Regions from separate parts of the Mus musculus genome. Here regions 1 and 3 are each linked to region 2. The links are chromatin loops, found by intact Hi-C in ENCODE. Cell type or tissue: heart. All regions are shown on one strand.

Region 1 (2,500 bases), 98 kb after region 2:
TGGTCAAGGTGTACAGAACAAGGCACTGGACAACTGAGCCTCGAATGGCGCACCTCTACCACATTCCCTATGCCCAAGGCTCGGGGTCATCTTGGGAGAAGGGGAAGAAAGTCTAGGAGGCAGGTGCTAAGGAGGACTGCTCTGAAACACTGCTTTCCCCACCTGTCAGGGACACTGAACTCATGAACTCACAGAAGCTATGACTACAGGCTCAAGATTAAGTCAGGTGAAATTCCAACGTGCCTGGGCTGAGAGGCTCCGAGGCAAGGAGAGTAAAGTTTGCCGTGGCTGTAGCCCAGGCTGCCCGCATTCAGCAAAGACCGTAGACCCTTCTCATGCTGGCAGTGCTAAGTAGTGTAAAGGTTTGTTTTTGTTTTAAATTACATTAGTTGGGGGAAAATTTTTTGGTTTGGTGGGCATGGAAGGAGCTAGAGAAAGGATCTGAACAAAACACATCATATATCACAGGAACTTCTCAAGAGAGTTTTTAAAAGAAGATAAATGCTTAACTATTATAAATTTAGTAATTAGATGTGGTCTATGTGCAGGCTTTGATGGCCTCTTTACTCTGAGACACTATCCTGATGAGAAGCAGGTGCTTTTTGGCAAAGACTTTGTATGATAAAATAGTTTTGTACTGAAGTAAAGGATTGTGAAAAGGAGATCAGAAAAAAAAAAACAAAAAAACAAAAAAACAAAAAAACCAGAAAATTCATGTCACAATGAGACTTATACAAACTAACTTAAGGGACATTGCTAAAAATACATAAAGCTTTCAAAGAGCAAAGACAATATGTTTTCTTAAAAAAAATTTTTTTTTGCAGTTTCTACTAAGTTTGTCAAGATTTTAAATACAGGGTTGGAGAGATAGCTCAGTCTCTCCTAAAGTCCTAAATTCAATTCCTGGCACCCACATGGTGGCTTCTATAATGGGATTTGATGCCCTCTTCTGGCATACAGATGTACATGCAGGTAGAGCACTCATACATAAAAAAATTAGATGAGCATAATGGTACATGCCTTTAAAAAAAATGGGGCTGGTAAACTGGCTCAGCAGTTAAGAAGAGCACTGGCTGCTCTTCCAGAGGTCCTGAGGTCAAGTCCCAGCAACCACATGGTGGCTTACTACCATCTATAAGGGGATTTGATGCCCTCTTCTGGCCTGTGCATCAGAGCACTCATACATTAAATAGATAAAATTACAAATATATATATTTCAATTACAAAAAGTCTTACTGTGAGTCAAGTTTTTAGTGTTACAGAACAGCAGTGTTTCAAACCACAGTTTGTCCTTCAAATCTGTTGTAACTACACTATGGGCATTTAACAGTTATATTGGAATCTAAGACCAGTAAGACAAGGGGTTGAGATGACAATCAATATTTTAGCTAGGTCACAGGAGACCAGAGGATAAACACTTCTTACCAAGACCTTGACCCATCCCGCAGATCACACAACTGATTGAAAGGAGCAAAGGAGGCTAAGGTTCTCCAAACAACCTGCTCAAAGAAACCCTCAAGGAGCCCCGTCTACCCATAACAGGGTCTAATGTGTGGCTATCTACAAGGTCTTAAACACCCAGGAGAAAAGGCTAATCCCAAATAGTATTACAAAATGAAATCCATCAACTCCCAATCATCCTTGCCGAATTCTGCTGAGTCCTGGTATCTACAGTCCCTACAAAGAGAGTCATTCAAGTAACTAGCTCCAGCCAACTTAAAAACCTTATCTGACCCTGAAAGCCCTCAACTCAATAGATCTCAGAGAAAACTAAACACTGGCTTTTTCTTCCTTGTAAACGCCAGGCTTTATTGGACAATCTGGCCAAAGTTTGAATGCAGCGTCCGTGCTGCCAGCACCCATTTTCAACAATTTAACTATGCTAGTCAGTGGGAAAATATAGATAAAATGGACCAAAAAAAAAAAAAGCTTGGGCTGACTGTGGCTGTGAAGGGCTTTTGCCAGCCTTACACCCCCCATCCCCACCCCCCACCCCCCACAGGTTCCCTTTTCTGCCGGGGGGGAGGGGGGGAAGGGGGTCAAGGCTAGGCAAAGTTCGGTTCTCCAACCACAGTTCTTGGGAGGAGCAGGAACATTCTTGAGAAAATGTACTGATAGTCACCTGACCCTCTGCAAAGTCCCAGATAGAGTTCAAATGCGTGCCATGATCTGCCCATGCTTGCTAGCCAATAGATTTAAAAGTCAATATGCTTAGCCAATAAGTTTAAACTGTAACCTTGCTGATGTAACCTGTGCCCCCTAAAAACTATAAAAACTGTGTAATAGCCATTCGGGGGTCACCTAGTCACTTGTCTTGAGGGTCTAATTGAAGGTTGATCCTGATGTGCCGGAAAATAGGCCTCTTGCTTTTGCATCGATCTGTGTCTCAGTGTCTCACTCGGGGGCATCTCGAAGTATCACTAGTGGATCGAGGGTTGGGGTCTTACAGCCAAGCTAGAAAAGGTATTTGCCACCAAGACTGATGTCCACCACATGCACA
Region 2 (2,500 bases):
GGTCAGAAGGAACAGGTCCAGGAGAAGCGTCTGTGTCTGAGACAGGAGATGGAGCATCTGGAGGCTGCTTCTCTGGAGCTGTCCTGGATGTAGTGAGCGCCTGGACTTGACAAGATGCTCAAACACAATATATTTATTATAGAGAGAGATTAAGTACTTTTGGAAGAAAGAATTTTTTTTTCTTAAGATGTACATTTGAAACCCAGGGGAATCTCATCCTCTGGAATAGGTTAGGCAGATGTACTTGTCTGGATGGAGCCTATTTGGTCCATGAGAGGCAGATCTGAGTGGGTTTCCTATAGCTTATCAGTTAAATCGATAACATGAGTGTACTGGCTAGTTTTGTGTCAACTTGACACAGCTGGAGTTATCACAGAGAAAGGAGCTTCAGTTGAGGAAATGCCTCCATGAGATCCAACTGTAAGGCATTTTCTCAATTAGTGATCAAGGGGGAAAGGCCCCTTGTGGGTGGTAACACTCTTGGGCTGGTAGTCTTGGTTCTATAAGAGAGCAGGCTGAGCAAGCCAGGGGAAGCAAGCCAGTAAAGAACATCCCTCCATGGCCTCTACATCAGCTCCTGCTTTCTGACCTGCTTGAGTTCCAGTCCTGCCTTTCTTTGGTGATGAACAGCAATGTGGAAGAGTAAGCTAAATAAACCCTTTCCTCCCCAAGTGCTTCTTGGTCATGATGTTTGTGCAGGAATAGGAAGCCTGACTAAGACAGTAGTAAATATATTCAGACAGGATAGGAATGATAACTTTAGGTAACTTTGACAGGTTGTGTAGGTAAAGTATATTTTGTATTAGCAAAGGAATATTTGGCTAGGACTAGAATAAGAAAGCTGGCACAGTGGCATAAGATGGTGGTGACAGAAATGAGTTTGTCCAGGCAGGTTCAGGCCATGACAACAGGCCAGGGGTGTGGGAGCATGGATAGATAAGTGCTTGGGCCGTTTGTGCTGCATAGCCCACATGGCGGAGGCTGGATGGCAGCAGTTCCCGTGGTAGAGGTCTGTGAGTCTCACAGCAGCCAGTAGGTGGCAGTGGTTCTGGGTGGCAGGGCCTTGGCGTTGGTGGCTGTAGCTGCACAGTGGCCCACATATCGCTGGCTGGGGCGTTAAGCCATGGTGGCTGTAGCTGCACAGCAAGGCCGGCAGACCTGTGGCTCCCCGGGCCGGTGGGTTGGGGCAGAACTGTGCAATGGGCCAGTGGCAGTTGAGGCAGAGGCACCGCAGGTCAGGCCTGTGAGTCTGTGCCTTTGAGGGGCGGGGATTCCTACCAGCAGCCAGAAGTCACGGCCCAGAGTCCACAGTGGGCGGGGAAAGGCAGCTCCTGAAAGAGCGTGTCGTAGCAACGTAGTTGGGGTGCACCCCACCGCTAGCCTTTATAAGTCCTAGACAGAGAGGGAAAGAGGAAGGGAGAAAGGGGCTCGCGTGTGCAGGAAAACGGCTTTGGCAGGGGCCAGCAGGTGGTTGTGCACATGGGACAGCAAGTCTCACAGACGGGACCTCTGGCAGGAAGCAACGGGCTTTTCCCACCACGAACTGAGAGTAAAGGAGCAGAGTGGGGAGGACAGCAAGTAGGGTCCCTAACTGGTGTGCAGCAGGCCACGAGTGAGGAAGGCAGAGACCAGCAGAGTGCACGCAGGCTGAGAGAGCCGAGTGCAACTGCCAGTCCGGGTGAGACTGTCGCAGAGAGCAAGAAGAGGGGAAGGGCAGCAGAGTCCCTGGCAGGGGGCCAGAGCCAGACCCGCTTGAACCGGCAGAACCTGCTGCCACAGTGGGAGTGAGAGCCAGCAACTGAGGGCTGGGGCGAGGGGAAAGTCTGAGCTACAGGTCTTTAGCGAGAAAGTGCTAGTTTAGCGGGGATGTAGACATATTATTTTAGACCAAGACGTCCCATTAAATAGGGACAGAGGTGGCGAAGAGTGACCCCTGGGCGAGAGAATAGCATTATTAACTGCTACTACCAGCGTCCTGAGGGCATTAATAACCCGAGAGAGATTCTAGCACAGGCCAGACTGCCAGGTCATCACCTGTGGGCCGGGAGCCAAGGCTCAGAGCCTGTGCTCTTGAGCCAGAGACCAGTTCACCTTGGCTGGGAATTTCTGAGAAAGAAACTGTCTCCAAGGAGAGGGAAATCTCACACAAGGGGCAAAGTCCTAAAATGGGGGTCAGGGCAGCAGAGGCGTAGCTCTGAGCTCAAGAACTCTCCCCCTGGGACCATGACGGGTTTGCTCTGACCAGTGGGGGATGGGGGGGGGAGGGGGTTACCAGTGAGTGTGGATCTCTTGTGGTGGCTGAAATGGGATGCAAACTGCAGAGTTTCTAGATCCAAGTCTCGGCACCAATGCTGTGATTATAAAAAGGTAAAGAAGAATTAAGATATGTTCTATGGGGGTGTGGTGAGGTATGGGGGAAGGGGATGCCTCAGCCGGCCCATGCCAAGGCATCCCCCTCCCGGAAGGACCAGCCACACAACTGGTATTGTATAGAATAGAG
Region 3 (2,500 bases), 100 kb after region 2:
TTTATCTTTATTCTTCAGAAGAAGAGGGGAATGAAAGGAAATTAAATAAAATAAAAGGTTTAAACTAAAAAGGCCTGGGACTGAGACTGCAAAGAAAACTAGCCCGGGCATGCCCGAGTCCGTCTTGAAGCTAGGTCTCCCAGGTCTCCCGGTCGTAAAGAAAGGGAGGGAATAGGAACTGCTTCTGACGATCTTGGCTGACTCTTTGACCATCTGGCAGCCCGGCGCCTCCTGCTTGCCCCCCTTTCTATAGAGAGCATAGTTAAAAGCTGAAACATTAACCAGATGCATTGTCGACTCTGATAAGCCCCCGGCTTTAGAATTCTTATACGCCCCGGTACTACTCTGCTCACTACCGCGCCAATTCTTCCTAGACCCTACCCTATCAAAACCCTGAGTTTTTGAGTCTCAGGGTCGATTCCTCTGTCTCCTGAGTGAGATACGTATTGATTGACCCGGAGCTCGGCCATTAAAGCTGCCTCAAGAAGGTCTCTCATGTTTCTTTGGGTGACCCCGCGACCTGAGACTTGAGTGGGGGGCTCCTTCTTGGGGTCCTACAAGATGGCTCAGCGATTAAGAGCACTGACTGCTCTTCCAAAGGTCCCGAGTTCAAATCCCAGCAACCACATGGTGGCTCACAACCATCCGTAACGAGGTCTGACGCCCTCTTCTGGTGTGTCTGAAGATAACTACAGTGTACTTACATATAATAAATAAATAAATAAATCTTAAAAAAAAAAAAAAAAAAAAAAGAGCAACTCAGGGCCTGAAGAGATCTCACAGTCATACTGCTTCCCCCTTGCCTTCTGCTCCTCGGTACCACGTCACAGTCTGCACCACACACATCCAATGCGTGGCTATTCCTGTACCTCAGCAATTTTAAGATTAAGTCTATCAGATACTTTAAAACTACTGTTTAGGACAAGGAACTGAATTTTTATCTTCCCCACTTCCTCCAATTAATGCGCAAAAATATTTAATCCTCGGGGATCCTTTCAGACCCACTAGTCTCTCATCCATCCTAAGGATGGGTTCTATCAACATCTCCCAAGTCTATAAAGTTCCTGATTGGTGACAGCCAGGACACTGACAGGCCTATCCCAGAGTGACAGACAGATGGAGAGTCACCCCTACTAGACCCAGCTCCCTGCACCCAGCTTCCGAGAGTTTCCAGACAGGGCGCAGAGTTCCCCATCCCAACCTTGCAGGTAAACGGAAGCCCAGAGTTCCTAGTGTGACACCGGCGCTGAAGCGACCCAGCGGTCAGGCATTCCTGTCTCTTGCCTGTGGGTGGCAGAGCTGTGCAGGGCGTTGCAGCCAGCTCGAGTCCCCACGCATGGTCGGGGCGCGATAGGACGCTCCGGGGTGCCCTGAGCCCGCCCAGCCCCCATCCCACAGCCATCCACACCGGCTCCACAGGGACGCCGCGCCGAGCTCACCATGATGGGACTGGGAGCGTCCTGTGACTCGGTCTCCGCCACCAGCACAACTTCCCGCAACGGACGCCTGGGGACCACAGGACCCAAGATGGCAGGCTCAGACCTCCTCTGAACTTTCTAAATCCACCCCACTTCCTCATTTCAGAGCGGTCCTGTCACAGGGCCTGAGTGACAGTCAAAGTCACCAATCGATGACGGAAGGCGGGGCGTAGCAAAGGGCATAAGGCTGTCTGATCATACGGAAAGTCTTAGCGGACAGAAAAACGGTATCACAATAATTTATTTTAATTCCCGTGAAGTTTTCTTACTGTGATGTGATGTATGTGTCTCTGTGTGTGTCTCTGTGTTTCTCTGTGTGTGTGTGTGGCGCGGGGGGTGGGTGGGGGGTGCTGACCTGTGGATAAATGATAAGATTAAGCAACTCTGACCCAACCCAGACCGACTCTGACAAAACACATACCAGAAAAAAAAAAAAAAAAAAAAAAAAAAAAAAAGTGCTGGCTGAAGGCTACCTGGGCCCTCTGGGGAACGAAGGTACTCTCCAAGGATGACCCGATATCACCCAGCCAACCAGACAAAAGGTCTAGCCATCCATCACCAAGTGCCTAGAAGCTGTTACTGTAATCTGCCCTCTAAAAAAAAAAAAAAATGTATACGGTGCTTGTAAGCTAGAACCGGGATCGCCCCCTGTCTCTTGCTTGAGAGACTGCTGAAGATCGATCCCTGCGCACCAGAAAAAATAAACATAGATCTTGTCTCACTTGGGGTCTTCCAGCAGGTAAAGCCCCTCTGGGGCTTTACATGAGAAGCATTTTTTTTTTTTTTTTTTTGGTTTTTTTCGAGACAGGGTTTCTCTGTGTAGCCCTGACTGTCCTGGAATTCACTTTGTAGACCAGGCTGACTTGGAACTCAGAAATCCACCTGCCTCTGCCTCCTGAGTGCTGGGATTAAAGGCATGAGCCGCCACGCCCCGCTGAGAAGCAATTTTTTTCTTTTCTTTTTTTCTTTTCTTTTCTTTTTTTTTTTTTAAGATTTATTTATTATTATATCTAAGTACATTG

Evidence for each region. A loop is a pair of places that touch in the nucleus more often than their neighbours do. Peaks named below come from ENCODE experiments on the same cell type or tissue, not always from the same donor. Only the 100,000 strongest peaks of a DNase experiment are listed, where the experiment ranks them.
Region 1: it touches region 2 in a loop (5-fold over the local background); 8 of 42 quality-filtered maps call a loop at or near these places.
Region 3: it touches region 2 in a loop (5-fold over the local background); 7 of 42 quality-filtered maps call a loop at or near these places.

Annotation. Positions count from the first base shown.
Region 1 is chr9:22,229,209-22,231,708 of GRCm38, reverse strand. The region is part of intron 1 of Zfp809 (zinc finger protein 809); the gene reads right to left. Among named protein-coding and RNA genes, the nearest start is that of Zfp809, 4.7 kb to the right of the region's middle. In heart, a CTCF peak has its summit at 958 (motif pointing left); no DNase peak of the experiment used is centred here.
Region 2 is chr9:22,326,832-22,329,331 of GRCm38, reverse strand. No RefSeq gene overlaps it. Among named protein-coding and RNA genes, the nearest start is that of Zfp810, 20 kb to the right of the region's middle. In heart, no CTCF peak of the experiment used is centred here; a DNase peak (open chromatin) is centred at 1,311; H3K4me3 peaks cover 1,471 bases; H3K27ac peaks cover 1,319 bases.
Region 3 is chr9:22,224,772-22,227,271 of GRCm38, reverse strand. Zfp809 (zinc finger protein 809) reads right to left here and starts at 1,560. Exons shown (of 5, transcript NM_001164624.1): 1 at 1,440-1,560. The coding sequence starts at 1,442. In heart, CTCF peaks have their summits at 1,287 and 2,138; DNase peaks (open chromatin) are centred at 211 and 1,581; H3K4me3 peaks cover 1,991 bases; H3K27ac peaks cover 1,246 bases.